Linked DNA regions of Homo sapiens: region 1 is linked to region 2. A link is a loop called in an ENCODE intact Hi-C map of the cell type or tissue named here. Cell type or tissue: IMR-90. All regions are shown on one strand. Links, peaks and the distances in the headings refer to the core of each region. The heading gives the core; the rest is flanking DNA.

Region 1 (16,433 bases), core at 5,977-13,976, 200 kb after region 2:
GCACCACCATGCCCAGCTAATTTTTGTATTTTCAGTAGAGACAGGGTTTTGCCATGTGGGCCAGGCTAGCTGGTCTTGAACTCCTGACCTCAAGTGATCCGCCTGCCTCAGCCTCCCAAAGTGCTGGGATTACAGGTGTGAGCCACCTTGCCTGGCCTCAAGAGAAAGTCTTAAAAGCAGCCACACACATACAAAAGACACATTACATTCAGAGGGACGATCTGATGGCAGATTTCCTGTCAGAAATAATGCAATGAGCCCGGGAGGCAGAGGTCACAGCGTTGCACTCCAGCCTGGGCAACAGACAGAAACTCTGTCTCGAAAAAAAAAAAAAAAAAAAGAAAGAAAGAAAGAAAGAAAGAAAAGAAAAGGACCTGATGCAAGCAAGAAGTGGAGCAATGTCTTTCTTTCTTTCTTTTTTCTTTTTTTTTGAGACAAGGTCTTGCTCTGTCACCCAAGCTGGAGTGCAGTGGTGCGATAACTCACTGCAGCCTCAACCTCCTGGGCTCAGGTGATCCTCCCACCTCAGCCTCCCAAGTAGCTGGGACTACAAGCATGCACCACCATGCCAGGGTAATTTTTTGTATTTTTAGTAGAGACAGGGTTTCACCATGTTGCCTAGGCTGGTCCCAAACTCCTGGCCTTAGAGTGATCCTCCTGCTTTGGCCTCCCAAAATGCAGGAATTATAGGCGTGAGTCACCACACCTGGCCTAAACCTCTTTTCTGTATAAATTACCTAGTCTCAGGTATTTCTTTATAGCAGTGCAAGAATGGCCTAATACAAAGACCAATCCCCTGGCTAGGCATGGGGTAGCTCATGCCTGTCATCCCAGCACTTTGGGAGGCAGAGGCGGGAAGACTGCTTGAGCTCAGGAGTTTGAGACCAGCCTGGGCAACATGGTGAAACCCCATCTCTACAAAAAATACAAAAATAAATTAGATGGGTGTGGTGGCACACGCCTGTAGTCCCAGCTACCCAGGAGGCTGAGGTGGGAGGATTGCTTGAGCCTGGGAATTCGAGGCTGCATTAAGCTGTGACTGTACCACTGCACTCCAGCCTAGGAGACAGAGTGAGACCCTGTCTCAAAAAAAAAAAAAAAAAAAAGACCAACCCTTCTCTTCTTCCTCCTCCTCAGCCCACTCAAAATGAGGATGACAATGAAGACCTTTATGATGATCCATTTCCACTTAATAAATAGTAAATATATTTCCTTTGTCCTGTGATTTTTTTTAAATAACATAAAAGGTACTCAGTCAATATTGAATAAATGAAGATGTTTTATGGGTGGGTCTAAAAGGTACCTGTCATACATTATATTGTTTCTATAGGGCAAAAACATCCTTAACATACATTATTAATCCATTTGCAACCTAGCTATTGCTTTATATGGGGCTCCAGTTGATTATACTGTGACTGGATGAAATCTTCAGGTTTCTATTTGTGAATATTGACTGTTTTCAGTGAGCAGCATGAAGAATATCATGAATTTCTAAAAATTTAGGTAATCTTTCCAACACACCAGTAAGATTTATTTATTTTTTAATTTAAAAAAAATTTTTGGGCTGGCCACAGTGGCTCACGCCTGTAATCCCAGCACTTTGGGAGGCCGAGGCGGGTGGATCACGAGGTCAGGAGATCGAGACCATCCTGGCTAACACAGTGAAACCTCGTCTCTACTAAAAATACAAAAAATTAGCCGGGCGTGGTGGTGGGCACCTGTAGTCCCAGCTACTTGGGAGGCTGAGGCAGAAGAATGGCGTGAATCTGGGAGGCAGAGCTTGCAGTGAGCCAAGATCGTGCCACTGCACTCCAGCCTGGACGACAGAGCGAGATTCTGTCTCAAAAAAAAAAAAAAAAAAATTTCTTTGGAGACAGTGTCACTCTGTCACCCAGACTGGAGTATAGTGGTGTGATCTCGGCTCACTGCAACCTCCACCTCCTGGCTCAAGCGATTCTCCTGCCTCAGTCTTCCAAGTAGCTGAGACTACAGGCACACGCCACCATGCCCTAAATTTTTGTGTTTTTTAGAAGAGATGGGGTTTCACTATGTTGGCCAGGCTGGTCTCAAATTCCTGGTCTCAAGTTAGATTCCTCTGCCTCAGCCTCCCAAAGCGCTGGGATTACAGGCGTGGGCCACAACACCTGGCCTACACCAGTAAGAGTTAGGTAGAAGTTAGCCTTACTGTCATAAAATGTATGCACTCTAGGACTCCATTCCCTTCATAACATACCTTAGGTAGCACCATACATAAAAAGAGAATCTGATCCATACTTTATTTTAAAAATAAAATAACAAGCAAACAAACATCCCTTAGAATAAAATAAAGCCCCAAATCTTACCTGCAGTGTCTTATCCAATTTGGCAGCTAGTTTTCCAATTTCATACAATAGCTGGGGGCTGACGGGAAGCTCAGCGATGGGTCTTCCTGGGAGGTAAGTCAGCAGCCTCACCAAGTAGCTTTTGATTTCAGAGCCACTATCTAAATGGATGGAATAAAATATCCTTTGACTAAATTATTTATATATATATATATATATAGAGAGAGAGAGAGAGAGAGGTATTTAGATATAACAGAATTAGAAGCTATTCTGCCTCTGCAAGTATTACTGAAAAGAACAGAAATTACAGAACAACAACAAAAATGTGCTAACCTAAAACAGCTCGGCAGGATTCTATGAAGCAGAGTTGAGTGGATGAAGCAAGAAGGTAGAATATACAAACCTTAACAACATTGGAACTGGCCATTTACATACCAACAAAATTATAGCCCTAACTCTGCTGGCCTTAGCTCTACACAGAAATTACTTACTGTGGTAAATGAAAGCAAAAACACATACTCTTTCATAAGTTCACAATTGAGGGGAGTGAGGTACAAATAAATGACTTCCAGAATCAGGCTTCTTGTGGGACAGCCTGTGTTTGCAACACAGGACAATAACTGTGTCTCAGGGACCACAATGGGCCTCACGTATTTGGAGCAATGCAAATTAAGAAAGAATGGTGAACAATTAAGAGAGAAAAAGACAATCAAGATTTCGAACCTTTAAAAAAATTTCAAGAAATTGGTTTTAGCCTGTTGCTTAAAGAGCTGAATTAGGTCCATTCTCAGCATTTTAGTATTTAGAGGTGAAAAGGGCTGTCTCACAGATGAGGACTGGCGGCCTTAGGGATTTAAGTGGTCTATGTGTCCAAGGTCACATATACAGTAATGACAAAGCTAAAATCTAAAATTCCTGATTTCCTGATTTCCAGTATTATATTCTTTCTACTATACCACAACACCAGAATTTATAGCTTCTCTAAATAATAAAAATGTTTTATTATTTTTCTGGTTAAAAAAAAAAACAAAAAAACAGGCCAGGCATGGTGACTCATGCCTGTAATCCCAGCACTTTGGGAAGCCAATGAAGGCAGATCACTTGAGGCCAGGAGTTCAAGACCAGCCTGGGCAACATGGCGAAACCCTGCCTCTACAGAACACTACAAAATTAGCTGGGCGTGGTGATGCATGCCTGTAGTCCCAGCTACTCAGCAGGCTGAAGTGGGAGGATCACCTGAGCCCAGGAGGTCAAGGCTGCAGTGAGCTGTGACTGCGCCACTGTACTCCAGTCTGGGTGATAGAGTGAGACCCCTGTCTCAAAAAACAAACAAACAAATAAAAAATCCCAAAACCACCAACAAAACAAACAAAAAATACGAAACAAACAAAAAATATTCCCCTGATTTCCACAAGTCCCCTTAGTTACTATCTGTCAGGGCCTTTCTAAACAGAAAACTTATACCACATTGGGCTCTAACCACTACTCAATCAGAGGACCAATCACCACTTTGATGACGCTGTAGCTTCTCCCAGCACCGAAAACACAACCACCTCTAAGGGTGTACTATTGAGGTGCTAAAAAATAATAACAACCACATCTACACTTGGAATTATGAACCTGCTCTTCATAGTTCTACTTGTGGCCAAAATGCAGTGATGTGTCTGGATAGGTAATGGATCGGCGAATTGGTCATCTCTTACCTACAGACACGAGAGAAGCTGTGTTGTCTCCTTTAGTGTGACACACAGAGGCTGTTGGAAATCCAGCGGCTTTCAGAAACATGATGATGTGATTCTGCACTTCAATCAGGTCTGGATTTTTGCTAGCCTTGGTGTTGCTTATTTTGAGGACATATTCAGTTGGGCCATCTTTGGTTTTTGAAACGTAGACATGAAAGTTTTGGTCATCATAGCTAGGAAGTGGCCGGACCTTGGAAACTTTCAACCCAAACACTGACTCCACTAACGCAGAGGCTTGTTCCTCACTGAAAGTGGGTTTGCTAAGAGCCTCTGACTGCTGATAGTTTCCACTTGACATTATGTCTAGGGGAACAAAAAGCAACAAACAGAAAGGGGACACAGGATGAATATATTTATTTAAATGATTTTTCTCAAGACAGACCAGTAATGTTTCTGTTGATTCTGTACTTCTTTTGATTGTTAAGTTTTACTCATAAAGTTAAAAAGAAAATCAAATCAGTGAATAAGATCAAGAAGTAGATGATTTGACAACTGCATACAAATTCTTATAGGACAAATTATTTTTAAACTTACCTCCCAAACACAGACTAGGAAAGCACCTTGGTATCACTTCGTCCATTCCCTCCTCCTCCCCCATTAATTTTATAGGGGAAATTTTGGTCCTGAGAGGTTAAGTGACTTGCCCAAAGTTACATATTAAGTCACAGTAAGAATTCAGCTCTGGGGCTGGACGTGGTGGCTCGAGCCTGTAATCCCAGCACTTTGGGAGGCTGAGGCAGGCAGATCACCTGAGGTCAGGAGTTTGAGACCAGCCTGGCCAACATGGTGAAACCCTGTCTCTACTGATAATACAAAAATTGGCTGGGCGTGGTGGTGGGCGCCTGTAATCCCAACTACTCGGGAGGCTGAGGCAGGAGAATCACTTGAACATGGGAGGTCGAGGCTGCAGTGAGCCAAGATCGCACCACTACACTCTAGCCTGGGCAACAGGGCGAGACTCCATCTCAAAAAAAAAAAAAAAAAAAGAAAAAGAAAAAAAAGAAAAAAAGAATTCAGCTCTCCAGACTTCTAATCCATGATTATGTCCTTTTGACTATATTCCTACCGTCTTAGGTTAAACAATAAATTCAAATACAGTGATCTTTTATAGTAACAGTTTGGTTAAATTATAAGATCATCTAATTTATTACACATATTTCAAATAGAAAAATGTAGACTGATGAGCTAAGTATTGTGTGAGTCACTGGAGGAGATAAGGCCAGAGAACCAAAGAAAACCCTGTATTAACTATACGTATTAACCTGAAATGACTGAATCAACACTGAAGTGACTGAGTTTACCTTAAATTGTAAAGAATATGTTTTCCACTGCTGAGAGGAATAGGGGCTTAAAATTAAAATTAAGGTCAATTACAAAAAATAAAGTTACATTTGAGTTTGTGACCTATGAAATTAATATCTGCCAAAACTGTGACAGAAGCTGAGAGGGAGAGAAATTACTACAGCCTAAGGGAAGACATTCTTGAGAAGATAGATTTGAATTTTTATCTTTAAAGATAGAGATGGGGGTCTCACTTTGTTGCCCAGGTTGGTCTCAAACTCCTGGTCTCAAGCGATCCTCCCACTTACGCCTCCCAAAGTGCTGGGATTACAGGTGTGAGCCACTGGACCTGGCCTGAATTGATTTTTTTTTTTTTATTTTTTTCAGACAGGGTCTTGCTCTGTCGCCCAGGCTGGAGTGCAATAGCATGACTACAACTCACTGCAGCCTCAACCACCAGGCTCAATGATCCTGAACCTCAGCCTCCTAGGTGGCTGGGACTACAGAAGCCACCATATCAGGCTAATTTTTTGTATTTTTTGCAGAGACAGGCTTTCACCATGTTGGCCAGGCTGGTCTTGAATTTCTGGGCTTAAGTGATCTGCCTGCCTCTGCTTTGTAATCCCAAAGTGCTGGGATTACAGGCATGAGCCACCACGCTGGGCCTTGAATTTTTAAGTATGATTTGGATACATGGGCGGGGGAGGAGACTGTTTTCTTTCTCTTGGTAATTCCACCCTCTGCTACCCACACCTGGTATATTTTCTGAGCATCCAGCTACATATGAAAGACAATGTAGGTCTTCTGAACATGCTTCAGGAACCAAATATTTAAGGTCGTTAGAATCTCATGCTGTTTTCCCAAAATAGTTTTATTCTAATCCTTCTTTCATACTAAGTTGTAAATAATTGATAACATCGTGAGGGTGAGCTGCATTTTAGGGTATGTTTTGATTGCTGTTCAGGGGATACAGTACTATATAAAAATAATCTTATGGGCTGGGCACAGTGGCTCATACCTGTAATCCCAGCCAGCACTTTGGGAAGCCAAGGTGGGAGAACACTCAAGGCTAGGAGTTCGAGACTAGTCTGGGCAACATAATGAGACCCGCTTCTCTATTTAAAAAAAAAAAAAAAAAAAAAAAAAAGAATCTCATGAAGAGTTAGCTTTTGTGGAAAGTGGAAGATGTATTGCTTCTGACAGGGAAGGGGCATGAGAGAACTTTCTGAGAGGCAAGTGTTCTACATCTTGATTAGGCTTTGGCGACATGGCTTACATTTGTCAAAACTTAACTTAAAACCTAAGTAAACTAGTAAGATCTGTGAATATCACTGAATGTAAAATTTACCTCTAAAAAAGAAAGAGCGCTTCTGAGAAATTGGCTAGGACAGAGGAGGTGGATCTTAGGACTTTCTTGGAACTCTAAAAATCAGACCATATGCCTGTTAATGCCTAATTTATTTGGCTGTATCATAGCAAAAACCCACCTAACTCCAGTGAGGGAAAGGGGATAACATTCAGGGAGATATACCAGAAATCTCCTATATGACCCCCTCCCTGCCTCAGTCCTAGGACTATGGCCTGATGACTCAAGTTAAAATAAGGGTAGGTAAAGACAGTGGTTCACGCCTGTAATCCCACCACTTTGGGAGGCTGAGGTGGGTGGATCACCTGAGGTCAGGAGTTTGAGACCAGCCTGGCCAACATGGCGAAACCCCATCTCTACTAAAAATAAAAATAAAAATAAAAAAAAAATTAGCCGGGCATGGTGGCCGGCGCCTATAATTCCAGCTACTCAGGAGGCTGCGGCAGGAGAATCACTGGAACCCAGAGGGGTGGAGGTTGCAGTGAGATGAGACTGCGTCACTTCACTCCAACCTGGGCGAAAGACCAAAATTCCATCAAAAAGAAAGAAAAGTAAAGAAAAGAAAGAAAAGAGAGAAGAGAGAGCAAGAGAAAGAAGAAAGAAAGAAAGAAAGAAAAGAAAGAAGAAAGAGAGAGAGAGAAAGAAAGAAAAGAAAGAAAGAAAAAAAAAGAGAAGAGAAAATAAGGGAGAGGTAACCCTCAAACGCTAACCACCCCCTAGCCCCTGCCATGGCCTTCCCTGATCCTCCTACCCAAAGTGATTGCTCCAGCCTCTTAACTTGCATAGCTTGTGCCACTGATCGGTTTCCATCACCTGTTACTGCAAGTTAATGCCTTCTTGACAATCATGTTTCCTGTTTACTTTCTAACCAGGCATTTGCTTTCAGAAGCAAGTTAAGCCGTTCAGATTTTGTTCACTGAAGGTACTGTGACAAAGCCTAAATGGAGTTTCAAAACAATCTTTGCACTTGAAACTTCTGGGAACCAACATATCCTGTCACACTGTATTTAGGCTTAAAACTTTACAAGGAATTTTAACATTCTTTCTGGAGATATGTAAACTGGTATAAGGTAAGTATTCAAAATGCAATATGGACTGAAGCATTAACTCCAAGATGAAATCCTGGAGTCATTTTCAACTCCCAAAGCGTTAACGATGTCAGAACAATTCTGAATTTGAAATGAATGATAAGTTCTTAAAGTTGTAAGGAACCTTAGAGGCAACTGGTGAAGGCCAATCTCCTTTCTATTCCAGATGTTCCCATACAATCTTTGACTTGTTAAGCTCCTCTTAGGAGAGCGCTGTTTTCCATAGCCATGTAAAGCAAGGTTGTTAGCTCTGGCCATCCAAATAGACTGATGTAATAAAAGGCTGTGCTGGGAGAAATAGGACATATTTTAGTCCCAGTTCTGCTACCTAACCTCTGAAACTCTGGACTAGTCATGTCTCCTCTAAAACAGAGTTGGATTAGATTATTACTAAAAGTCTCCTCTAGCTCTAGTATTCCATGCCACTAAAGTTCTTTAAGTTCGCCTTTTTTCTTTATATAAGCGCTCCATATCATAGAACTAATGGCACAGATCAAGTCAACTCTTGAGAGTAAATAAAAACAAAGAAAAAAATATGTTTATCAGACATGTCTGTCTTAACCAAATGTCTCCTTTGTATGGAGGGGAATTTTTTTTTTTTTGTTTTTGAGACAAGGTCTCTGTCACCCAGTCTGGAGTACAGTGGCACAATCACTGCTTACTGCAGCTTCCAACTCCTGGGCTCAAGGGATCCTCCCACCTGAGCTTCCCAAATAGCTGGGACTGCAGGCAGGTGCCACCATGCCTGGCCTTTTTTTTTTTTTTTTTTTTGGAGAGAGAGGGTCCCACTATGTTGCCCAGGCTGGTCTCGAACTTCTGGGCTCAAGCAATCCTCCTACCTTGGTCTCCCAAAGTGCTGGGATTACAGGTGCAAGCCATCATGGCTGTCTTTTTGATTTTATTATTTTTATTTTTTTAGAGACAGTGTCTCGCTATGTTGCCCACTCACACATTTTTAAAAATTATTAACTTTTTTTCCTACTTCATTGAAAGGGAGAGGAGGAATTCAGGTACTATAGGCTGTTGGTCTATATATCCGGCCAACAGTATTTAGCTCCTGAAAAAGCCCGCAGGAAGCAAGTGTGATTTCCAACTCCAAGATCTGCGTCAGAATCTCACCACCTTTGTCCTGCAGCCGGGAGGGGGCTGGAACTTAAGCTCTGTACTTTGTGCAAAGTATACCAGACAAGAAACAGGAGTCATTCTTGATTCTTTCCTGTCCCTCACTCCCAACGTGTAACAAAGTCTAGTAAATTCTACCTTAGCATGTCTTCCAACTCTACCTTTCTTCTCCTACATTCCCTTTTGCTGCGTCCTTCCAAGGGATTATACCCAGTCAATCTCTGTATTCTCAGCCCCTAGGCTAGTCCCTTATTTAATATTAAATGGTGAACCAAGGGTGACCTTCATTCCACAGACTCACGGGGCAGTTCAACCCCAAGGGGATCATGAAACAGAAAGGTGGGGAATCTAGCATCTGCAGTTTTTCAAAGACAACAGTGCATTACTAGGTGCTTTTAAGGGTCTTCCTGGTGGGTGAAGGGGAAAAAGTGGTGGGTGAGCGGGCTGCAGAGGGGCTGCTGAACCAAGAGGCAGGAAAAGAGAGGAGGAGGGCGCATGAGTAAGTGAGGTTCAGCGGAGCTCAGAGACTGCTCCCAGTAGACACCGGCCAGGCGCCGGCACAGCCCTCGGCCAGCGACCCCACACAGACCCGGGAGGGCTGGCCTCGACAGCTTCTCGGGTGCCACGCTTTCATTCTGGGGGCCCAGCTCAGCCCTCCTAGGTTACAGGTGAGGTCCGGGAAGAAGGGTGACTTGCCCATCACGCACGCAGCGAGCTGAGGATAGCGCGGGCTGGAGGAGCCTGAGGCATAGGACTCCCGGCTCCACACTTGCAGCGAGCCTCCCTGCCCTCGGGGGCGACCCCGACTCCCGCAGCGGGGACGCAGGGCTCGTCTCTGCTTCCCCCTCCTTGGCTCACCGGCAGCGACCCGACGTCCTGGGGTGGATCCCGCTTTCCCGCAGACAGGTAGTGCGGCCTCGGCCGCGCACCGGCGCTAGGAGGTAGAGCAGGGGCCGCAGCGCCCGCGCCCCTCCTCCAAGCCCCGCGAGTCCTGACTTCTGATTGGCTCCTCCCGGTCCCTCGCCGCCCAGTCAGCGCAGACTACTGGATTTTTTTCCCGGCCCCGCCTAGGAGGCTGCGAACAGAAATTCAGAGATTCGGCTTCTGTTGACTTTCTGCAACTCCGCCCAGCCTTCTCACAGTGAGTATCCCAGTCAGAATCCGGCTACCTTTTCATGAACCGGACTCCTTATTCCTGATTGGCTCTCCGGGTTGCCGCCCCACCCCGAGTGGGCAGGCTTTCGGCTCTTGAGTGGCACCTCCGAGTTTCGCAGGGTCCACGTTGTCGTGGCGGTAACACTGACAGCTCCTCACCCGCATCCACGTTTTTGTTTCCTAGCCTTCATTCCTTCTGTTGGAGGCACGTATCCTGGAAGTGATACGCTTAGAAAGCGTGGCCCCAGAGAGACTCGCAATCCCAGCCCCAGGAACTGTAAGGGTCCTGATTGGAAGGCCTGAGTAAGGCCTGGCTGCGTTCCGCAGGAGGATGCTGGAATGTTAGAACCCGAACAGTTTAGGCAGGGCGCAGATGGCTCACGCCTGTAATCCCAGAAATTTGGGAGACCGAGGCGGGAGGATCACCTGAGGTCAGGAGTTCGAGACCAGCCTGGCCAACATGGTGAAACCCCTCTCTACTAAAAATACAAAAATTAGACTCAGGGGGTATGTCTGCAGCTGCAGAAAGATGTATGGGAACAGACACACAACTCTCCCTCCGAGATAAGCACAACAAAGAGACACAGAAGCAGTCCAAGCCTCTGATAAACTCTCCCACTCCGAATCCTTAAAAACTTACTTAGTCTGTAAGAGAGTGTGCCTCTGACCTAACTTGGCCAGACGCCCCTCTCAGGTTTTCTCTAAAATAAACCTCTTATGACCACCAAGCCACTTTTCGTGTTTCTTTCCTCTTTCTTTAATTCTTACACCGAGTAGTTGGGATTACAGGGGCCCACCACCACGCCTTTATCTAGGTAGTGGAATCAGTGGGCTCTCTTTCTGCAGGAAAGTCCGCAGAGACCCCATGATTTTCAGAAAGCTGCACGAGATTCATGGAGTAACAGCCAGGTTAGTTGGATGGTCTTAACTGTTAAGGGCATGAGGCGCTGATAAACAGCTTGATGCCCTTCTCCAGCCAAGCAGGACTTCTCCGATAAGTCAGAGCCCTCTATCTACTGTAGGCTACTGGAAGAGAGTCCTGGGTACTGGTCCACTCATGCCTGCAAATTGGTTTCTTATTTTGTTTTTGCCAATGCACATCCACCCTTTGTTTTCTGTCAGGATATAACACACTCGGATTATCTATAGTCACCCTGATTAACTTGGATGATTCCCAGACCCCTATCAACCACCTACTGAGGGAAGCTTCTTCTCCTGCTTTAGATATGGTTCTTACCTGCTTCACTTCTAATCTCCAAAAGGCAGGGCTGTTTTTCACAACCCCAGGGGAACATAATTAATATCTCATTCCTTTAGATTGTCAAAGAGTGATTTTGACTTGGATTTTTCTGTAACCAGAATTGGAATCCTATTGGCTCCCTTAGGCCCCTCTGCATGCTTTTTGCCTTGAGTGGCTTCTGAGTTATTTCCACCTGTCATTATTCCAGCTCTACTGGTCTTTCTCTACTTCTCTTGGGATGAGGGAATGGGAATTAAGATTGAATCTGGAAATTGTGAGAATTGGAGGCAGGGCTATTGGATCCACAACTGCCCTCTTTGGTATGTGCATTTCCACTCCCTGAATTCTTCTGAAATATAGTATTTGGTAGGGTGTGGTGGCTCACGCCTGTAATCCGAGCATTTGGGGAGGCCGATGGAGGTGGCTTACTTGAGTTCAGGAGTTTGAGACCCGCCTGGATAACATGGTGAAACCCCATCTCTACTAAAAAGACAAAAATTAGCCGTGCGTGGTGGCTAGCGCCTGTAATCCCAGCTCCTAGGAGGCTGAGGTAGGAGAATCGCTTGAACCTGGGAGATGGAGTTTGCAGTGAGCCGAGATCGCACCACTGCACTCCAGCCTGCATGACAGAGCAATACTGTCTCAAAAAAGAAAAAAAAAAATGTACTTTGTAAATTGCCTTTTTCACTTTAAGTGACCATTTCCTTGTTTTAAAGAATATCCTCGGCCGGGCGCGGTGGCTCACGCCTGTAATCCCAGCACTTTGGGAGGCCGAGGCAGGCGGATCACAAGGTCAGGAGATCGAGACCATCCTGGCTAACACGGTGAAACCCCGTCTGTACTAAGAATACAAAAAAATTAGCCGGGCATGGTGGCGGGCACCTAGAGTCCCAGCTACTCGGGAGGCTGAAGCAGAATGGTGTGAACCCAGGAGGCGGAGCTTACAGTGAGCCGAGATCGCGCCATTGCACTCCATCCTGGGCGACGGAGCGAGACTCCGTCTCAAAAAAAAAAAAAAATAATAATATCCTCATACATAAATCTTTCGTGCACTTTATGTGTTTAAAACTGCTCAGCATCATATTACTAGGTATAAGAGAATAAACACTTTTAAGGCCTTTTTATTTTTTGAGACAGGGTCTCACTCTGTCACTCGGGAGTGCAGTGGCGTGATCTCAGCCCACTGCAACCTCCGCCTCCTGGGGTCAAGGGATCCACCCACCTCAGCCTCCCGAGTAGCTGGGACTACAGGTGCGCATCACCACGTCCGGCTAATTTTTTGTAGAGACGGGTTTCGCCATGTTTCCCAGGCTGGTCTTGAACTCCTGGGTTAAGCAATCCTCCCACCTCAGCCTGGCAAAATGTTGGGATTAGGGGCGTGAGCCACTGCACCCGGTCTAAGCCTCTTAATACATGTTGTCAAATCATGTTTTCCTCTCAATAATACCAACATTGGATTTTAAACATTTACAACATTTACAACATTTTAAAAAGTTCCACCAATGTAAGACAAGATGCGTTGTCATTTTTTTTTTTTTTCTTGAGACAGAGTCTTGCTCTGTCGCCCAGCCTGGAGTACAACAGTGCGGTCTCAGCTCACTGCAACCACCGCCTCCTGGGTTCAAGCGATTCTCCCGCCTCAGCCTCCCGAGTAGCTGGGACTACAGGCACATGCCACCATACCCAGCTAATTTTTGTATTTTTAGTAGACACGGGGTTTCACTATGTTGGCCAGGCTGGTCTCGAACTGACCTCGTGATCCGCCCGCCTTGGCATCCCAAAGTGCTGGGATTACAGGTGTGAGCCACCGTGTCCGGCCAGATATGTCATTTTAAGCGGGGCATGGTGTTGCATGTCTATAGTCCCAGCTACTCCAGGAGGCTTGGGCAGGAAAAGTGCTTGAGCCCAGGAGTTCGAGGTCAGCCTGGGCCACATAGTGAGACCCGTTTCTAGGGGGGAAAAATGTCATGTCATTGTATTAACGTTTCTTCAGTTGGCTACTGGAGCACTTTTAAGTAGTTGCTCTCAAACATAGCTCAGTGGCTGGTCATGGTGGCTCATGCCTGTAATCCCAGCAGTCTGGGAGGCTGAGGTGGGAGGACTGATTGAGGCCAGGCGTTCAAGACCAGCCTGGGCAACACAGTGAGACCCCCACCTCTATTTTTATAATTTTTTTAAAAAAGAGCTCAGCGATAAAAAAAAAAAAAAAACAAAACTGGAGTGAAACAAAATGAACAATTTGCAGTGAGATTATGGACATGATTTTACATTATAAAACAATGTCTCATAAAACAATATCCCAGCAGTTTTATGATACTTCCTTTATATATTACAAGTTGTTTAAAATGCTCAAAATTGGCTTTAGTTTCCACGGTGGGCTACAGCTAAAGCAGCACTTAGAGGAAAATTTAAATATTTACATTTACATTGGAGGAAAAGTGTTACAAAGCTGGGGGAAAGGAGGAAATTAAATAAGTAACAGAAAGGAAATACTTCAGAGCAGAAACCAATAAAACAAAACAAACCGGGCACGGTGGCTCATGCCTGTAATCCCAGCACTTTGGGAGGCCCCGGTGGGCGGATCACAAGGTCAGGAGTTTGAGACCACCCTGGCCAACATGGTGAAACCCCGTCTCTACTAAAAATACAAAACAAATTAGCCAGACATGGTGGCGCATGCCTGTAATCACAGCTACTCGGGAGGCTGAGGCAGGAGAATCACTTGAACCCGGGAGGTGGAGGTTGCAGTGAGCCGAGATCGCACCATTGCACTCCAGCCTGGGCAACAGAGCCAGATTCCGTCTCAAAAAGAAAAAAAAAAAAAAAAAATCCAAAACCAAAACCAAACAAAAAACCAGAAAACAATGGAGAAAATAATGTAAAAAATTGGCTCTTTAAAAAATTAACTCAATTTCTAACCCTTTAGAAAGACTAATCAAGGAAAAAAAAGAAAACACAAATTACCAATATTGGTAATAAAAAGGGACCCTGCCACAGATCATATAGATATTGATAGGGAAATACTGAAAAAAATGCTTAAAATTCAGTACTAACACCACATAAACACAAAATTCACAGTGACAACACACTTATTTAAAAGACAGGGTCTTGCTGTCACCCAGGCTGGAGTGCAGTGGCATAAATCATAGCTCACTGCAGCCTCAACCTAGGCTCAAGCGATCCTCCTGCCTCAGCCTCCCAACTAGCTGGGACTACAGGTGCACAGCACCACACCAAACTAATTATTATTATTTTTTAAGAAACAGGGTCTTGCTATGTTGCCCAGGGTGGGGTCAAATTCCTGACTTCAAGTGATCCTCCTGCCTCCTGCCTTGGCCTCCCAAAGTGTGAACCACCTCGCCTGGCCACACTTGTCATTATACCAGCAAATTTTGTGAGAATTACATATGCATCTGCTTTTGCAATAAATGCATTTTTCAAGTACAGAACACAGGTTTACAACATACATCAAATCAAAATGGTAAATCTGAAGCTACTTTGTAATTAAAAAGCAAAATTAGCATCAAGTGAAAACTGTAAACCAACTAAATGCTACACTGATGAAGCTCTTAAGTTTCCTCCTAGACTGCATATTCAAACTATCAGCTTGTGCCTATGTTGGTATTAGCCTTTAGGTAATGCAAACTTCTTAGAATACTAAATTGGAATCCTTAGAAAATTCTAATAAAGTGCCAATTATGGTTTATGATTACTGAATTCTAAGAAATAAACCTTACTCTTTTAGGTTGCTAATAATAGTGGGAAGAAAGGATACGTCTTTTTGGATGAGTGTCCCCGCCCAAATCTCATGTCGGATTGTAATCCCCAGTGTTGGAGGTGGGGCCTGGTGGGAGGTGACTGGATTATGGGGGTGGTTTCTTATGGTTTAACACCATCCCCCTTGGTGTTGTCCCAATAGTGAGTTCTCCTGAGATCTAGTTGTTTAAAAGTGTGTGGCACCTCCCCTGTCTCTCTGTTCCTCCTGCTCTGGCCACGTGAAGTGCTTGCTCCCACTTAATCTTCCACCTTGATTGTAAGTTTCCTGAGGCCTCCCCAGAAGCCAAGCAGATGCCAGCATCATGCTTCCTGTACATCCTGCAGAACCATGAGCCAATTAAACCTCTTTTTAAAATAAATTACCCAGTCTCAGGCATTTCTTTATACCAATGCGAGAACAAACAAATACACCTGGGATCCTGGCTCCCAGCTTCCGATGACTTGTTTCATGAACACTAATGAACGGGCAGCACAGGGAGCAGGCATCCTCAGCTGCTCCTGGATGGCATCTGGATGGCGGGACATTTCATTTTTGCTTTTTTTTTTTTTTTTTGAGACAGAGTCTCACTGTTTCGCCCAGGCTGGAGTGCAGTGGCGTGAACTCTGCTCACTGCAAACTCTGCCTCCCGGGTTTATGCTATCCTCCTGCCTCAGCCTCCCAAGTAGCTGGGACTACAGGCGCCCGCCATCATGTCCGGCTAATTTTTTTGTATTTTTAGTACAGACAGGGTTTCACTGTGTTGGCCAGGATGGTCTCGATCTCCTGACCTCGTGATCCGCCTGCCTCGGCCTCCCAAAGTGCTGGGATTACAGGCGTGAGCCACCGTGCCCAGCCGGATGGCAGCATATTTTTTACATCATGTTGTTTTATTTTCAACTACTACAAAACAGAACAAGAATCAAATGTGATAATACAATTTTCTTTATTAAAAATAATTTACAGCATCAGTAACATATACACAATTGTCATCAACTGAACTTTGCCTCCAATATATTTCTATACAATACTTAACATTATTGAACTTAAAACTGTTACACTGTTTTGTTGGCTTTAAATAATAGACAATGATTTTTGTCTATTACTTAGTGATAGACAAAGTGATTACTTTGTTACTTAAGTGAGATATATGGTTTCATAGCCACATATTATGTGTAAAATTGATAGAAACGTCAGCAATATCACTCTTTAGGGGAAAAAACACTGAAAAGCCAAAGTCCACCCTCTTCTTCTCTCTTATTACTCCAACCAAACTAAGATAGGATAAACATCCAGTATCTTAGTATCTCCTCCTAAACCTAAAGACAAAAGAAAGGTGTCTTCTATTCAACCACAGAAAAATG
Region 2 (16,433 bases), core at 4,573-12,572:
TTTGGAGCTTGGCTAGCAAAAGGAAAGGAAAGGAAAGCAAAGGAAAGGAAAGGAAAGGAAAAAAAGAAAAGAAAAAAGAAAGCGAGAAAGGAAATCAAGTGAAATGACAAACTACTTACTGGGAGAAAGTTTTTGTAACCTCAGTGACAGATAAAAGGTTTGTATCCTTAGTCTTTAAAGAAATCTTTAAAATTACTGAGAAAAAAACAAATGATTTTCAACAGAAAATGGGCAATGGAGAAACAGGCACTTCTCACAAGAATAAAAATGACCAATAGGCGTATAAAAAAATTCAAAAGCACTAGAAACCAAAGAAATGTGATGAAAACAATGAGATTTTCTGTATAAAGGCAGCAAAGATGACAAATGGAAAGGGGAACCTAGAGCTCTGTCCTTGTTGGTGGGAGTATAACCTGAGTCACTTTTCCTGGAGAATAATTTGAAAATTTCTATTAAAAACCCTAAAAATTATTTTCCTCCAGAAATTCTACTTCTATGAATTTAGTCCAAAAATGCTTGCTTGAGACCATTAAAATGTATATATAAGAAAATTCACCTCTGGAATAGCAATGATTAACTTAATATACATCCAGCTATTAAAAATGATGCCAGGATATATTTACTGCCACAGAAATATGCCCAAAATATAGTAAGTGACAGAAGACTATATATTACGATTCTAGTTTTTAAAAGGTTTATATGCATAAAAAAAGTATAAAAAGCAACAAACCAGAATGTTTTGAGTGGCAAATTAAAGATTTTTCTTAATATCAGTCATCCAAATTATTACAAAAAGAATGCGATTTCCTTTATAATCAGGAAGAAGTGTTATTTTCATTTATTTATATGTAAATCTCTTTTCTTTTTCTTATTTTTTTCTCCTGTATGTATCCCATGTATGCTAGAATCCCTGCCTCTTGAGGTAAATCAGTCAATTTTTGGGAAGTGCACTACATAAAGCTGCCCTATCCTCCTTTTATTTTAAGAGATCTGGAGACATATTTGTTTCAAATTATTTTATTGTTCTCAGAGTACTTTTTAAAAATATATGAAATTTAGGAAAAGACAAAGGAATGGCTGACTCCCTACCCTCCTGGGGCTACTCTTCCAATTTTTGCTGCTATTGTTATATATTAATATTCACTGGGTACTAAAAAGTTGGGCAGCCCCTTAGATCCTTTTTTCTTATTTCTTTCGCATAATCCTACTTCATTCGTTCATTTGCTTATTTTTAAAAGGGTCATGTGTACAAATACATAGTTCAGAAAAAATTTAAATATAACTATCTATAAAAGTATGTGGCAAAATCCCATTCACAGTCTTATTCTCCTTCCACAGCCAACACTTTTAATTGGTTTCTTATATATCATTTCAGAATTTATCTTTGCAAATACAAATGTATGTTCTTATTCTACTCTTCTCTCTCAACACAAAAAGTAGCATACCATACATACTATAGCATTCCTTGTTCCTTTAAAAAACACACACAATATATCCAAGTTCTTCCACATGAGTTCAGAGGTCTTTGTCATTCTTCTTTACAACCGCACAGTATTCATCGTTTGGATGTACCACAGTTGACTTAACCAGTTCCCTGTTGGTGGACACTGAAGTCATCCCTATCATACTACTACAAACAATAATGCCAAGCATAACCACCCACACACACCAAGTTCATTTCTGAATCTGCCTTTGATGAAGCCTCTATCTGAATCACCACAAGGTCACAAGGCTGAAAAGTTAGCCAGTTTTTTAGTTTTCCTTATGTACAGCAGTATGTAGCAAAAGACTCCCTTGGGCAAAGCAAATGTACTTTTTGGGGATTTACTTCATAACAATACATGGATAAACAGAACACCAAGGAGAACCATGTCTATTTAACCATGCACATGTATGTATACATTACATGCATATGCATAGAAAGTATACAATAAATCCATCAAAGCATTAAGCATTGTCTCAGTACAGTGGATCTATGGAGAGCTTTGTAGACCTCCCTCCTTGCCTATCAATTTTTCCTAATTTCACAACAGTGAATATGTACTATTTTTGCAATATAAAATTTCAAAAAAATGTTAACCCAAATTAAGCTGGATACATTCCTTGTCTGTCCTATATTTGTATGGTGCTCCAGAGTGCTCAAATATCACTTTATTTAAAAAAAATTTTTTTTTTTCAAATATAGAGTCAGGCAGGGCCTTGCTCTGTCGACCAGGCTGGTCTTGAACTCCTAGATCCTCCTGGATCCTCCCACTTCCACCCCTCAAAGTGTGGGTATTACAAGTGTGAGACATCACGCCCAGCTGGCTTCATTTGAGAAATCTTTCCCCAGCACTCCATATATTATGAATAATTCCTTTATTCTTGTTTTGATAGCATCTTAGTCATATCTCTATTACCTCACTTGTCACATGATAATCAGTTGCTCCCCCATCCATCTCCCTTGATTGCTCATGAGCTCCTTGAGAAGAGTCTGATTTTCAGCACTTTGAACAGTGTGACACATATATGCTTCATATGCAGAGAAGGACATGATTTCACTACAGTGTAACTATTCCCAGAATTCAATGCCTGTATTTCTAAATTGTTCTAGATACTCTGCAACAACCTGAGAATGTTATGTTTTTCCCTAAAACTTCCATCCATTACTGAGTGTCTATGGTCATAGTTAACTCAATTGCAATGTGACCTCTGGCCAAGCCCATTCCTAGTTTTTTTTTTAGGTGATTTTTAATTTTAAATTTTTATTTTGATTGTTTCCTTTTTGTTTTTTCTAATCTAGCAGTGGTTGGTAAATTTCAACATCTGTATATCCCTGTGTCTTTGCACCTGCTGGTCTCTGCTTGGAATATCTCAAGGTTTTATTCACCTGGAAAAAATTTCTACTCACCCTTAAAGAATCAGCTTAAATAGGTCGGTGTGGTGACTCATGACTGTAATCCCAGCACTTTGGGAAGCAAAGGCGGGTGGATCACCTGAGGTCACTAGTTCCAGACTAGCCTATCCAACATGTTGAAACCTTGTCTTTACTAAAAATACAAAAAATAGCCGGGCGTGGTGGCAGATGCCTGTAATCCCAGGTACTCGGGAGGCTGAGGCAGGAGAATCAGTTGAACCCAGGAGGCGGAGGTTGCAGTGAGCTGAGATTGTGCCATTGCACTCCAGCCTGGGCGACAGTGTGAGACTCCGTCTCAAAAAAACAAACAAAAAAATTCCAGAAGAAAGTTTCTGCTTGGTCTGGTCTGGGTTGGCTGGGTAGCTGGGACGCTAAAACTGCCAAGCCCTCTAGTGTCATGTGGTTGAAGCAGGGCCGGGAGATGTATTAGTCAGTTCAGGGTGCCATGCCAAAATACCACAGATGGGTGGCTTAAACTGCAAACATTTATTTGTCACGGTTCTGGAGGCTGGGAAATCCAAGACCAAAGTGCCAGCAAGGTAGGTTTCATTCTGAGGCCTCTTCTCTTGGCCTGTAGGTGGCTGCCATATTGTGCACTCATGTGACCTCTTCTTTGTATTTGTGCAGAGAGAGAGTGAGTGCACCCTCTGGTGTCTTGTCTTATAAGGACACTAATCCTACTGAATCAGGGCCCCACCCTTAGGACCTCATTCAAACTTAATGACTTCCTGAGAGGCCTCATCTGCAAATACAGCCATGCAGAGGGTTAGGGCTTCAACATATGAATTTGGAGGAGACAGAGACACTCAGTCCATGATGGGAAGAAAAACTATTCATGAAAAAAGGGGTGCAGTGGCCAGAAAAGGGGGCAGACAAAATATTCTCCCCATTTCCCCCAATACACAACACAACACACACACACACACACACACACACACACACACACAGAGCCCTGACTTTGCCCCTTCCTCACAAGGCCACTCCCCACCCATAATCATTTACCTCCCTCCTATCCTGCTCTCTGGAGCTGCCCCTTCCCCTAAGTTGTCCTGTGGCTCACTGATTGCTGCATGCAGGTAGGTGCATGTAAATGTAGCTGGGGCTGGGAACCTCCTGGACCATGTGTGTCCTGAGCCCCACTATGAGACTGGGCAGGAAGTGGGTCTCACCCATGTCTCCTGTCCTCAGGCAGAGCCTAGCCTTGGGACATGAGCTCAGAGGATGCTGCAGCTTTGTTGGATTCACCTCAGGCCCCCTTTCTCCCCATCCACTTATAAGGTTCCCAGGGCCTTGATACCTCTGTCCTTGGAAGAAAAGAATGTGATTACCCAGCTCACTCAAACCTGCTCGTGGCTTCCCGCAATAGAAGCACAAAATTTTCTAATTCAAAAGAGTCTACCAAGTGACTAGCAAAGTGAATGAGGAAAGACCTACAACAAGGCACATCATTGAGAAATCCAAAGATAGAAAATCCTAATATCTTCCAGAGAGAAAAGACAGGTCACATGTAAAGAGCCAAGATTCTGCACGATACTGACTTCTTACCAACAACACTGGGAACTAGAAAATAATAGAGCAGTATTTCCCAATGTGAGAAGTTACTTTCAAATTAGAGCATTATATCCAGCCAAACTGTTAATCAGGAGTTGGGGTAGAACAATGACATTCTAAAATATGTGAAGGTAAGAAAGCTTGGCTTCCATTCACTGCTTTTCAGGAAGCCACTGGAAGATGTACTGCAACATAATGAGACAGTGAACCAGGGAAAAAGAAGATCTGGGGCAAGGGAACAGGAGATGCACACAGAAGAGGCAGCAGGAAATTCACACAATGGTGCAGAGACATGTCAGAATGCCAGCCATGCCACAGGCTGAGAGCTGAGTCCAGTTTGGAGCATAAGGATGGAGGGCAAGGGAGAGAGGGAAGCCTCCAGGAAAATAACAGGGCTGATAGAGTAGCTCGTGTATCTTAGTTTTAGATAATTATTACCAGGCATTTCATAGATCAGTTGGAGTAACTGAAAGAAAGGTAGTTAATAGGTACAAAAACATATAAGCAAACGAAGGGAAAAAATTTGAAGCAATTATTAACTCCAGGGGGAAAAAAAGGAAGAAATGAAACAATTTCAGTGCAGGACTTGGCTTAGGAAACAAAATTTAGATATCTACAAGAATGTAAATGCTTTTGATTTCACAAGATTTTGATCCAGTGAAATTGGTAGAATGGAGGCAAGGAAACTGTTAAGACCTCATAAGGGAGGTAAGCCCTATACTGTGCTATTCCAGGAAGTAGACAGATACTGAAGAAAACAAATCAAGAAATAGCAACGTAAACATTCTTTAGAAATATGATGCAAATACCAGAGGAAGTAGCAAAATGAATTTAAAGTGACGGCCTCTGGGAATTAGGATACAAAGGTGTTGGGGTGATCAGACTCAACACCAGGACGTGGGGGCTACAAAGTCCGGTGGAGTCAAAGGAATGAGGAAAGACAAGTTGAGAGAGAAAGTGGGACCAGGGGGCCAACACTAGTATAGAGGCTGTGAAGGCCCTGAGCTCTGGGAGCCCACACTATTTATTGGTGATCAAAAAAAGAAGCAGGTGGTGAGGATGTGGGGGTTGAAAGGAAGTGACATATCAAGCATATAAGCTACAGCTGTGATGGTGTAGCATTTTCTTTGAAACATATGGCTACTTGAGATAATGGGAGTGCTAGAAGCAAGGAGCCAGCAAGTCTAGACACATTCCAAAGGCCATGAGAGGTTTTAGACCCCGGACCCCGGACCCCGGACATGTTCCAAGCCCACCTCGGCTTCTCTCCCAGCACTCAGCCTTTCTCCCAACACAAAGGCAAGAAAAGAAAGGGCATAGGAAATGCTTTTTGATATAAGCCTATTATTACCATTTTGTTCTTTTTTCTTCTTCCTTTTTTTTTTGTACTGAGGATTTCTTGCTCCAGATACCATTTTGTTCCTTTTTAAAATTTTATTTTTATTTACTTATTTATTTATTTTGAGACAAAGTCTCATTCTGGCACTTAGGCTGGAGTGCAGTGGCATGATCTTGGCTCACTGCAACTTCCGCCTCCCAGGTTCAAGCAATTCTCCTGCCTCAGCCTCCGGAGTAGCTGGGACTACAGGCGAACACCACCAGGCCTAGCTAATTTTTTTTTTGTACTTTTAGTAGAGGTGGGGTTTCACCATGTTAGCCAGGATGGTTTCGATCTCCTGACCTCGTGATCCACCCAAAGTGCTGGGATTACAGGCGTAATCCACTGGGTGAGCCACCGCACCCAGCCCCATTTTGTTCTTAACTCTGTGTATCTAGCGCTTTGATTGAAATTAAATATAATGTTATAAGTTCTGGAGATCTGTTGTACAGAATGACTATAGTTAATAATAATATATACTTGAAAATTGCTAAAAGAAGATTTTTTGCTTTTATTATTATTAATTGACACAATAATTGTACGTATTTGTGGGGTACAGTATAATATTTTTATACATGTATACAATATGTAATAATTAAATCAGGGCGATTAGCATCTCCACCACCTCAAACATTTATCCTTTCTTTGTTCTGGGAGTATTCAAAATGCACTCTTCTAGCTATTCGAAAATATATAATAAATTGTCATCAATTATCATCACCCTATAGTGCAAAAAAACACTAGAACTATTCCTCCTATCTAGCTGGGGTTTTTTGTTTGTTTGTTTGTTTGTCTTTTGCTTTTTCAGACAGGGTCTCACTCTGCCCCCTAGGCTGGAGTGAAGTGGTGCAATCACAGCTCACTGCAGCCTTGACCTCTTGGGCCCAAGTGATCCTCCCACCTCAGCTTCCAGAGTAGCTGGGACCGCAGGCATGCACCAACATGCCTGGCTAATTTCTAAATTTTTTATAGTGATGGGATCCCCCTATGTTGCCCAGGCTGGTCTCAAATTCCTGGTTTCAAGTGATCCTCCCACCTCAGCCTCCTAAAGGGGTAGGATTATAGGCGTTAGCCACCAGCCATGTACTCTTGTATCTCTTAACCTGTTAGCCAACCTTTGGCTACCCCCTCTCCCTTACCCTTCCTCACCTCTAGTAAACACTACTCTAAGCAAATAGATCTTAAATATTCTTACCACAAAAATAATAATAAAAGTATGTGAGGTGATGAAAATGTTAACTTGATTTAATCATTTCATAATGTATGCACATATCAAAACATCACATTGAACACTGTAAACATACACAATTTTTATTTATCAATTATACTTTAATAAAGATGGAGGAAGAATTGAATATAATGTTAAAACAAAAAACAATTGCAGGCCAGGTGCGGTGGCTCACGCCTGTAATCCCAACACTTTGGGAGGCCGAGGCAGGTGGATCACCTGAGGTTGGGAGTTGGAGATGAGCCTGGCCAATGTAGTGAAACCACATCTCTACTAAAAATACAAAAATTAGCTAGGTGTGGTGGCACACACCTGTAATCCCAGCTACTTGGGAGGCTGAGGCAGGAGAATCACTTGAACCCAGGAGGCAGAGGTTGCAGTGAGCTGAGATCGTGCCACTGCACTTCAGCCTGAGCAACAGAGTGAGACTCCGTTTCAAAACAAAACAAAACAAAACAACAACAACAAAACAATTGCAAAACCTAAAGAAAATCATTAATCTAGTCCAGACCAGCCTTTTACAGATGAGGTCACTGAAGTGCAGAGTGGTGAACTGACTTGTCTGATGTTACACAGCAAGTCATGGCACAGCTTGACCTGAAACCCAAAGCCAAGTTGTTTTCTATTACCTCCAGGTCCTTCAGTCCAGCCCTCCTGGGGCTCTGCCTTGGGAACTGGTATTGGTGACAAACGGATTAGAGAGGAACATGCATGGAGCTCTCCATTTAGACTGACATATTCGCATTGTGCCTGGGCACCGGCAAGAAACAGTGCAAGCTCCAAGAGTGCTCGCCCCAACCCTTTTCCCCCTCCCCATCCTCTCTCATAACCAACTTCAGCTAAAAGGTCTGAGAAGAAAAGGGAATCTTAGATGACTCTCACTAGGGTGTAAATGACTCCCACCATGATTTTTGTTTTATTGAGACATAACCCCAAAAGCAGTTTGATGGATAGTGTGCCAGGCAGTAGGATGAAGACAGATGGGGAAACTGCCTGGGGTCATGGAGAAGGTGGAGGCACTGAGGCCCTGAGTGATTTTATAAGCACTTTAAGAAAGGTCCAGCACCATGATTTCTTACCTTCACTACCCAGGACCAATAAGGTCCCACGTCCTGACAGATTTTGTTTATCAGACAAATTGCACTCAGTCATGCTTCATTTTCCTCCAAGAGTTCCCAGGTTACATAGAATTGAGATAATCTCCCCACCTTGCCATCACCCCCACAAAGACACTCCATGTTTCTGTTTACAATACAGTCTTATATGGATTGATATTAGATTTTCAGGTGCTCTTTGCATTTTGCAACTATTGCTCAAGCTGGAGACCCAAAACGAGCACTAGCTTTACAGTCAAAGACCCCTGGGTTCCAGTTTCAGCTGAGAGACTGTAAGCACATCGCTAGCCCACTCTGATCCTGTCTCCTAGTTGTATAATCACCTCTTTCCCATCAATTGCGAGGCTGGAGAGAAAAGTGTCCACTCTGTGCCCAGTACACAGTAGGAGCTTAGTAAGCTTAAGCTCTCTTGCTTCCTCACTATCCTAAAGTGGTAGCGGAAAGACAGATGTGGGGAATGGCACCTGGGAGGCTCCAGCTGTATGCTTCACAATCCTACCAACGAAAAATCTGAATTAGGCTTCAGTTTCCCGTCTACAAAATGAGACAGGACAGGAGTGGGTAGGAAGAGGAGGAGCTTGGCCTTGTTGGTTTAAGCTGGGCTCGTCTGATTCTGTAACGCGGGCTTCATTGCAGGGTCCAGCCCACTCCCCAGCCAGGGCTTCGTGTGCTCTGAATGTCTTTTGGCCAAGTCCAAGGCTATCCAGGGTCGGGGTCGGGAGGCTGGGTGGAGGGTAGTAGGGTGGAGAGAAGCAGTTCCCGCATATAACCTGCAGGTGGCACCAGAGCAGCGCGGGAGCCGAGGGTTCCGCTCCAGCCTTCCTGGAGACCCGAGCAGGGCGGGGTAGGGCAAGGCAGAGGTTGTGCACACCGCTCATCTGGGCAGTGGCACAGGGCTGCGGATCAGTCCACACTGTTTGAAATAGACACATGGGTCGTCTGGCTCATTTCCTCTCTTTGGTAGGGTGATCATATGCTTTATCATCCAAATTCTTCGGAGAGTGAAAGGGACACTATTATAATTGCACCGGCACAACAGACATAACCTTAGCTGTACCTTGCAAACCAGAACATATTGCAACCCTACCCTCCGGTCACTTTTTCTTCCTTGTTTCCATTCTTTCTTTTAATTTATTTTCTTTTTAAACACACAGCATTCTCTTTCCCCCAAGCACCACTGTCTTTGAAAATGCCCTTGCAATTGGGATATTTTCAACAGGGCAACATCTGCTTTCGCATCTTGAGTCTGAACAGTGTCTCTGAACCCACCCCAAAGGCTGGTTTTAGCTTCCAGTCAGAAGACTCTGTTCTCTGGCTTACCATCCCCATGACTCAAGAATTAAAGATGTCAGACGTGGAACAGTGACCCTTATCTCAACTTTGGTGCCTCTTTGCTAAATTTATTCCTGTAATTTTGTTCTGAGTGCTCATGTCCTTTATCTCATTGAATTTACATATATTAGTTTATCAAATTACAAGCAGACAAGCCCCATTAAGCAGGATTCTTATATTTCCAAGATCACCCCATTACTCCATTCAACCCCAAATTAGCATGCCATTTATCTCCTTGTTTCTGAACCGTCTTCACTTAATAGTCTCGTAAACATCCATCCATTGCAAAAAGGACTCAAACTGTTCTCACTTCCATTTTTAGTTGATTCATTGATATCCAAGTAATTGATTTGTCTGGAGGAGTCATTAGTAGAGAACTGTGCCCTTAAATTTAGTTTTATAGTGGAATTCTGCTAATTAATATCTCTCTGTGTCATTCTCACATTGCAGCAAATGACCATGGGTTTCTATCTTAACCTAAAATCTAGGTTAGAAATTTGATCTTATCTGAGTAAGATATTAATAGATAATGTGAGGCTTTTTTAAATTTACTGAACATTTTCTCAGCTAAGAATGACACTCATGGTCACAAATATCTATGTAAGCAAGCAGAAAATTGGGCTGTAAATATATAAACACTTAAAATATCATGTTTAGAGACAAGATTTTCCTTTTTTTTTCTTTTTAGTAAAGTATATTTGCTATGGTTGGAATGTTTGTGTCTCCTCCAAAATTCATGTTGGAACTTAAACCCCCATGTGATAGTATTAAGGGGTGGTGTCTTTAGGAGATGACTAAATCGTGAGGGAGGAGCCCCCTCATGAATGGGATTAGCGACCTTATGAAAGGGCTTGAGGGAGCGACCTAGCTCAGTTTTCTTCTTTTGCTTTTCTGTTCTTTCCACCATGCTGGGACACAGCGTTTCTCACCTCTGGAGGACTCAGCATTCAAGGTGCCATCTTGGAAGCAGAGAGCAGCCCTCACTAGACTACAAACCTGCTGGCGCTTTGATCTTGGACTTCCCACCCACCAGAACTGTGAGAAATACATTTTTGTTCTTTACACATTACCCAGTCTCAGATATTTTGTTACAGCAGCACACATGGACTAAGACAGTATCTTACATACAGCGAGGTGCATATACCTTAAGCTACAACTCCTTACTATTTACATATGTGCACACTCATGTGACCGCCACTCAGCTCAAGATACAGAATGTTCCCATCAGCACAGAGGGCTCCCTCTTGCGCCTTCTTAGTTGCTGTCCCTGCAAAGTTAACCAGGATCCTGACCTCTGTCACCATGGATTAGTTTCACCTGTTCTTGAACTTCATATAAATGGGATCATTCAGTATGTGCAGGTTTGTGGCTGGCTTCTTTCACTCAACATAATCCTGTGAGATTTAGCCATGTTTTGGGTACTGGTAGTTGTTTATTTTTCTGGTTGTGTAGTTTTCCATATTTCATTTATTACCCTTCTGTTTTTATGTCTAACTCAGTGTTTTGTGGGGTATATTGGTCCTTTTTAGCTAGATTGATATTAAACATCTTATCAATGAAGCTTAGGAGATTTTTAGAAGACAAAAGCCTAATAAACTCAAGCCCCCCAAACTTAAGCCAAGTTTCCTTCTCACCCCTGCTTGAGTTGTTCTTCTTCATGTGGTATTCTTTTCCTCACAAAGCTGAGGGAAAATCAAGGAACACAAGAGCTCTTCATCATGTTATCAGCTTAGGGATGCTTGTCATCTGAATAACAGGGTAGATATTTATAATCCAAAATGTTAAAATAACTAGAGCAAACACTTACATAGCACTGACTGCTGTTCACAGTGCTTTACATATATTATTTTCCTCAAAACAACTCTGTGAAATAGACACTATTATTGTCATCCCCACATTTTAGATGGGGAAATGGAGGCACAGAGAGACCATGTAACTCTCCCAAGGTGGTAGGGCCAGGACTTGAACCTGGGTTTTCTGGTTTTAGAGCCTGCACCCTTCACCACCACACCATATTGTGTAGCATGATACTTCCTGTGGTTAAAGTGTTTTCTTATATTAGCTTGGGAGCTTTTCTGAATAATTCAAATCTTATAAATTTGCTTCAAAGAATACAAGAAATTGAAATGGAAGATCTAATATAGAATGTGTGGGATTCATGAATAAATTATAGGACTCTCTGGTTTTAATAATAATTATTTGCTTATCTTGTGACTTTTGTCAGGCAGGGTTATAATGTGCTATCCTCATTTTCCTCCTCTTCAACGGGAGGAGATGGGCTCAGAGACAGGCACAATTTATCATAAAGTCTCATCACACTTTCCCTCACCATCTGGAAGCTGGAGATAGGTTTGTGAAATCTTGGTTGAGAAAGAGTTGAATGCCACTTGTAGCATAGTGAGTTTTATAAAGATGGTTTTACTAGCCAGTTCTGTTGCAGAGAGTCCTGCAAGTTTTTGCAATTAATGTGACCAACAGTTTTCTCACAAAGATTATCAGGGCTCTAGAGGAAATTATCTTCCAGTTTTATTCTGCTGCTAAAGTGCTCTATTTCTTTATAGATGAACTAATTAATTCTTGGTCACTTGTTCTCCCTTAGACATTTCTCTGCCTCTTTATGCTGTGCTTTATGTCTCTTTATGCTCAGCCCCAGGTTTTTCCTTCTAACTGCAAGAAGAAGATTATTGAAATTTTCTCTCTCTCAAACTCCCAGGCTCAAGTGATCCTCCCCTGTCTACCTCTTGTGTAGCTGGCATTACAGGTGTGCACCACTGCACCCTGCTGATTTTCTCTTTAACCTTCCCCCTGAGCATGTGTACACACACACACACACACACAAACATACATATAGACACACAGACCTCCACATGTATACACACACACAGAGACACACATATATCCACACATACTCATTAGAAATACATTTACACACACACACACGTGCACACACACGTATACCCACCTTCCTTCCATCTTCTTCTCAGGACTCAGGGCTCTCAGAGTAGTGGAAAGAGTCTTGTACCATGAGTCAAGGATCAACTGTGCAACTTTGCTCAAGTGTCCTTCCTTTTGAGATCTCATCTATAATAAACATTCTTATGTTTATTATAGATAACCAAAATAACCCATCAATTAGGGTTATTTTGAAGATAAAACAGATAGGAAGGATAACAGAATGATGACATGTTAAAAAATTAAGCTTGACCAAAAAAAGGTCTGGCTTTTGTCCTAGACTCCTGGGAGGTAATCTTCAACACGTAATGCCTGATAGGAATATCTTTGCCTGGGGATCTTGGGTCATGATGGATAGTCTAATAATAAGATGGTGGGGGCCGGGCGCGGTGGCTCACACCTGTAATCCCAGCACTTTGGGAGGCTGAGGCGGGCGGATCACAAGGTCAGGAGATCGAGACCATCCTGGCTAACATGGTGAAACCTCGTCTCTACTAAAAATACAAAAAATTAGCTGGGCGTCATGGTGGGCACCCGTGGTCCCAGCTACTTGGGAGGCTGAGGCAGGAGAATGGCGTGAACCCAGGAGGCAGAGCTTGCAGTGAGCCGAGATCGCACCACTGCACTCCAGCCTGGGTGACAGAGTGAGACTCCGTCTCAAAAAAAAAAAAAAAGAAAAAAAAAAAAAGATAGTGGGAACTAGCCAAGCCAGGAAAAGTGACTATGTGATTTAGAGTCCAGGCTTTAGGTCACCCCTAAAAGGACTGGAGACTGGAAACTGAGAGCAGCCACATGGACAATCAATCATGCCTCTTTGATGAAGTTCCAATAAAAACCCTGAACACTGAGGCTTGAGGGAGCCTCACTGGCTGAGAATACTCCATGTGTATTGGCACATAGCAAAGCCGGGAGGGTAATGCACTCTGACTGCATGGGGAAGGGATAATGGACACTCCATGCCTGGTGCTCTCCTGGACCCAGCACTATGCCTTTCTTCCCCTGGCTGATTTTAATCTGTCTCCTTTCCATGTAATCAAGCCATAACTATGAGTATAACAGCTTTCTGTGAGTTCTAGCCAATTCTTAGAGGTAAGCAAGCAGAGCTCATCTACTGCCTGCTTGAAAAAAACTATTTAAAAATCCCTAAACTGAAGAAGGCCAGAGCTCTCATGAATCTGACTCAACAGTTTTTGAAGCCAAAGCTGAGGGCATTTGAAGCCAAAGCCAGGCCAGACAGAGATGAGGCTCCTGGGGGGGAACAGGTGCAGTCCTGCTCAGGCTGCGGTGTCCCTGGGCTACAGCTCGATGAGGACTCCTTCTGGGTCACAGCTTCTAGGGGAAGAGTTTGGGGCAGGTTGACTGTCTGATTTGTAGGACTCTGGTGATGAGCTCAGCTGGGAAACTGTGTGGTAATGGGAAGAGAATGGTTTTGCTTTTCCAAATCATCTACCCCCTGTATGCTTGGATCCACATGGGAACTCAGTGTGGAAACTGCCTTTGAAGAGCCTAACCCTGAACTCTGGGCCATGTGTCCAGTTTCCTGGCCTCCAGCTTTGTTCACTCCTTACCCCTACCCATCACTGATGCCAGATCCATCCTCCCAAATATCCTTTCATCCTGTTACCCTCCCCACCACCTCATGGCACCTTCTACATGACAGGAAATGCCTCCCACCTCAGCCTGGCATTCAAGGTTCTTTTGATGTGGCCACCTCTCACCACCCCACCACATCTCCCTGTGGGCCCTGCCAACTTGGATCAATTTTTCCTATCCATGAGCTGAACTTTCCCACCTCCATACTGTTGCTTACACTGTGACCTTCCTCTGAATATTCTCTTCCTCCCTCTTCCCAAGTCCAAATGCTATAGACTGAATTGTGTCTCCCCAAAATTCACACTTGGAGCCCTAACCCCTATGTGATTGTATTTGGAAACAGGGCTCTTAGGAGGTAAAGTTAAGTGAGGGAGGAGGGGCAGAGCAAGATGGCTGAATAGCAGTCTCCATCAGTGATTCTCCTTGCAGGAAAATCAAATTTAACAACTGTCTACACCAAAAAAGCATCATCATAAGAACCAAATATCAGGTGAGGACTCACAGTACCTGGGTTTAACTTCATAACACTGAAAGAGGCACTGAAGAGGGTAGGAGAGACAGTCTTGAAACACCGAGGCCATTCCTCTCCCATCTCCCAGCAGCGGCCGCTGTGGTGCTGAGAATCTGTGCACCTGGGGGAGGGAGAATGCAGCAACTGTGGGACTCTGCCTTCAACTCAGTGCTGCCCTGTCACAGCAGAAAGTGAAACCAGGTGGAACTCATGTGACACCTGCCCATGGAGGGAGCATTTAGACCAGCCCTACCCAGAGGGGTTCACCCATCCCAGTAGTTAGGAGGCTTGAGGCTTGGGTTTTGACAAGCCTTGGCATGGCAGGCTATTATGCCCTGGGGCCCTAAATACACTTGAAAGGCAGTCTAGACCATAAGGACTTCAACTCCTAGTCAAGTCCTGATGCCATGCTGGGCTCAGAGCCAGTGGACTCAGGTGGCACACAACCTAGAGAGACACCAGCCAGGGCAGCCAAGGGAGTGCTTGCACCACCCCTCCCGCAACCCCAGGCAGCGCAGCTTGCAACAACTAAACTGACTTCTTCCTTTTGCTTGAGGAGAGGAGGGGGAAGAGTAAAGAGGACTTTGTCTTACATCTTGGATACCAGCTCAGCCACAGTAGGATAGAACACCAGTCAGAGTAGAGAGGCCCCCATTCCAGAACCTAGCTCCTGAAGTGACATTTCTAGACACACCCTGGGCCAAAAGGGAATCTGCTGCCTTGAAGGAAAGAACCCAGTCCTGGCAGGATTCATCACCTGCTGACTCAAGAGCCCTTGGGCCCTGCAGAGCCAACAGTGATACCCAGGTGGTATGCTTTGGGCCTGGAGTAAGGCTCTGAGACATGCTGGCTTCAGGTGAGACCTAGCATATTCCCAGCTATGGTGGCTGTGGTGAGAGACTTCTTCTACTTGAGAAAAGCAGAGGGAAAGGTAAAAGGGACTTTGTCTTGCAGCTTAGGTACCTCCCTGGACACAATGGGGCAGAGAGCACCAAATGGGCTCTTGTGGTTACTGATTCTAGGCCTTGGCTATTAGACAAGCCCTGGACCAGACAAGCTATTGGACCTGCCCTGGGCCAGAGGGGAGCCCACTGCCCTGAAGGGTGAGTCCCAGGCCTAGAAGCATTCACCACAGGCTGACTGAAGAGCCCTTGGGCCCTAAGTGAACATTGACAGTAGCCTGGCAGCACTCCCTGTGGGCCTGTGGAGGTGGCCACAGGGTGAGGCTCCTCCTCCTGTGGAATGGGGAAGGAAGAATGGCAAGGACTTTGTCTCATGGTTTCAGTGCCAGCTCAGCCATCATAGAATAAAGCACCAGGTAAATTTCTAAGGTTTTTGACTCTAGTCCCTGGCTCCCAGACAGCATCTCTGGACCCACCAGGGCCTGAGGGAACTCGTTGCCCTGAAGGGAAGGACACAAGCCTGGCTGGCTTTGCCACCTGCTGACTGTAGAGCCCCAGGGCCTCGAGTGAACATAGGCGATAGCCAGGTAGTGTTGACAGTGGGCCCTGAGTGAGACCCAGTGCTTTGCTGGCTTTAGGTCTGACCCAGTGCAGTCTCAGTGGTGGTGGCCATAGGGATGTTGTGTCAGCCCACTCCCAGCTCCAAGTGGCTCAGCAGAGAGCGAGAGAGCGAGAGCGAGAGAGAGAGAGAAAGAGAGACTGAAACTATTTAGGAGAAATTACAGGTAAAGAATAAGAGTCTCTGCCTGGTAGTCCAGAGAATTCTTCCAGATCTTATCCAAGACCACCAAGGCAATACCTCTATGAGTCTTCAAGCACCATAGCATAACTGGGCTTGGAGAGTCCCCTAATACAGATACAGCTTAGATCATAACACCCACATCCTTTCAAGTACCTGGAAAGCCTTCCCAAGGA

The links. Peaks named below come from ENCODE experiments on the same cell type or tissue, not always from the same donor. Only the 100,000 strongest peaks of a DNase experiment are listed, where the experiment ranks them.
Region 1: a loop joins it to region 2, with 2.4 times the contacts of the local background. A loop is called at or near these places in 2 of 110 quality-filtered maps.

The regions. Positions count from the first base shown.
Region 1 is chr15:78,501,017-78,517,449 of GRCh38, reverse strand. It overlaps HYKK (hydroxylysine kinase), which reads right to left and starts at 9,873. Exons shown (of 5, transcript NM_001013619.4): 1 at 9,779-9,873; 2 at 4,025-4,366; 3 at 2,343-2,482. The coding sequence starts at 4,361. IREB2 (iron responsive element binding protein 2) reads right to left here. Exons shown (of 22, transcript NM_004136.4): 22 at 15,997-16,433. In IMR-90, for the core only: no CTCF peak of the experiment used is centred there; a DNase peak (open chromatin) is centred at 10,049; H3K4me3 peaks cover 1,389 bases.
Region 2 is chr15:78,702,092-78,718,524 of GRCh38, reverse strand. LOC105370913 (a long non-coding RNA gene) reads left to right here. Exons shown (of 3, transcript XR_932509.2): 2 at 10,420-10,537. Among named protein-coding and RNA genes, the nearest start is that of CHRNB4, 69 kb to the right of the region's middle. In IMR-90, for the core only: a CTCF peak has its summit at 8,948 (motif pointing right); no DNase peak of the experiment used is centred there; H3K27me3 peaks cover 2,096 bases.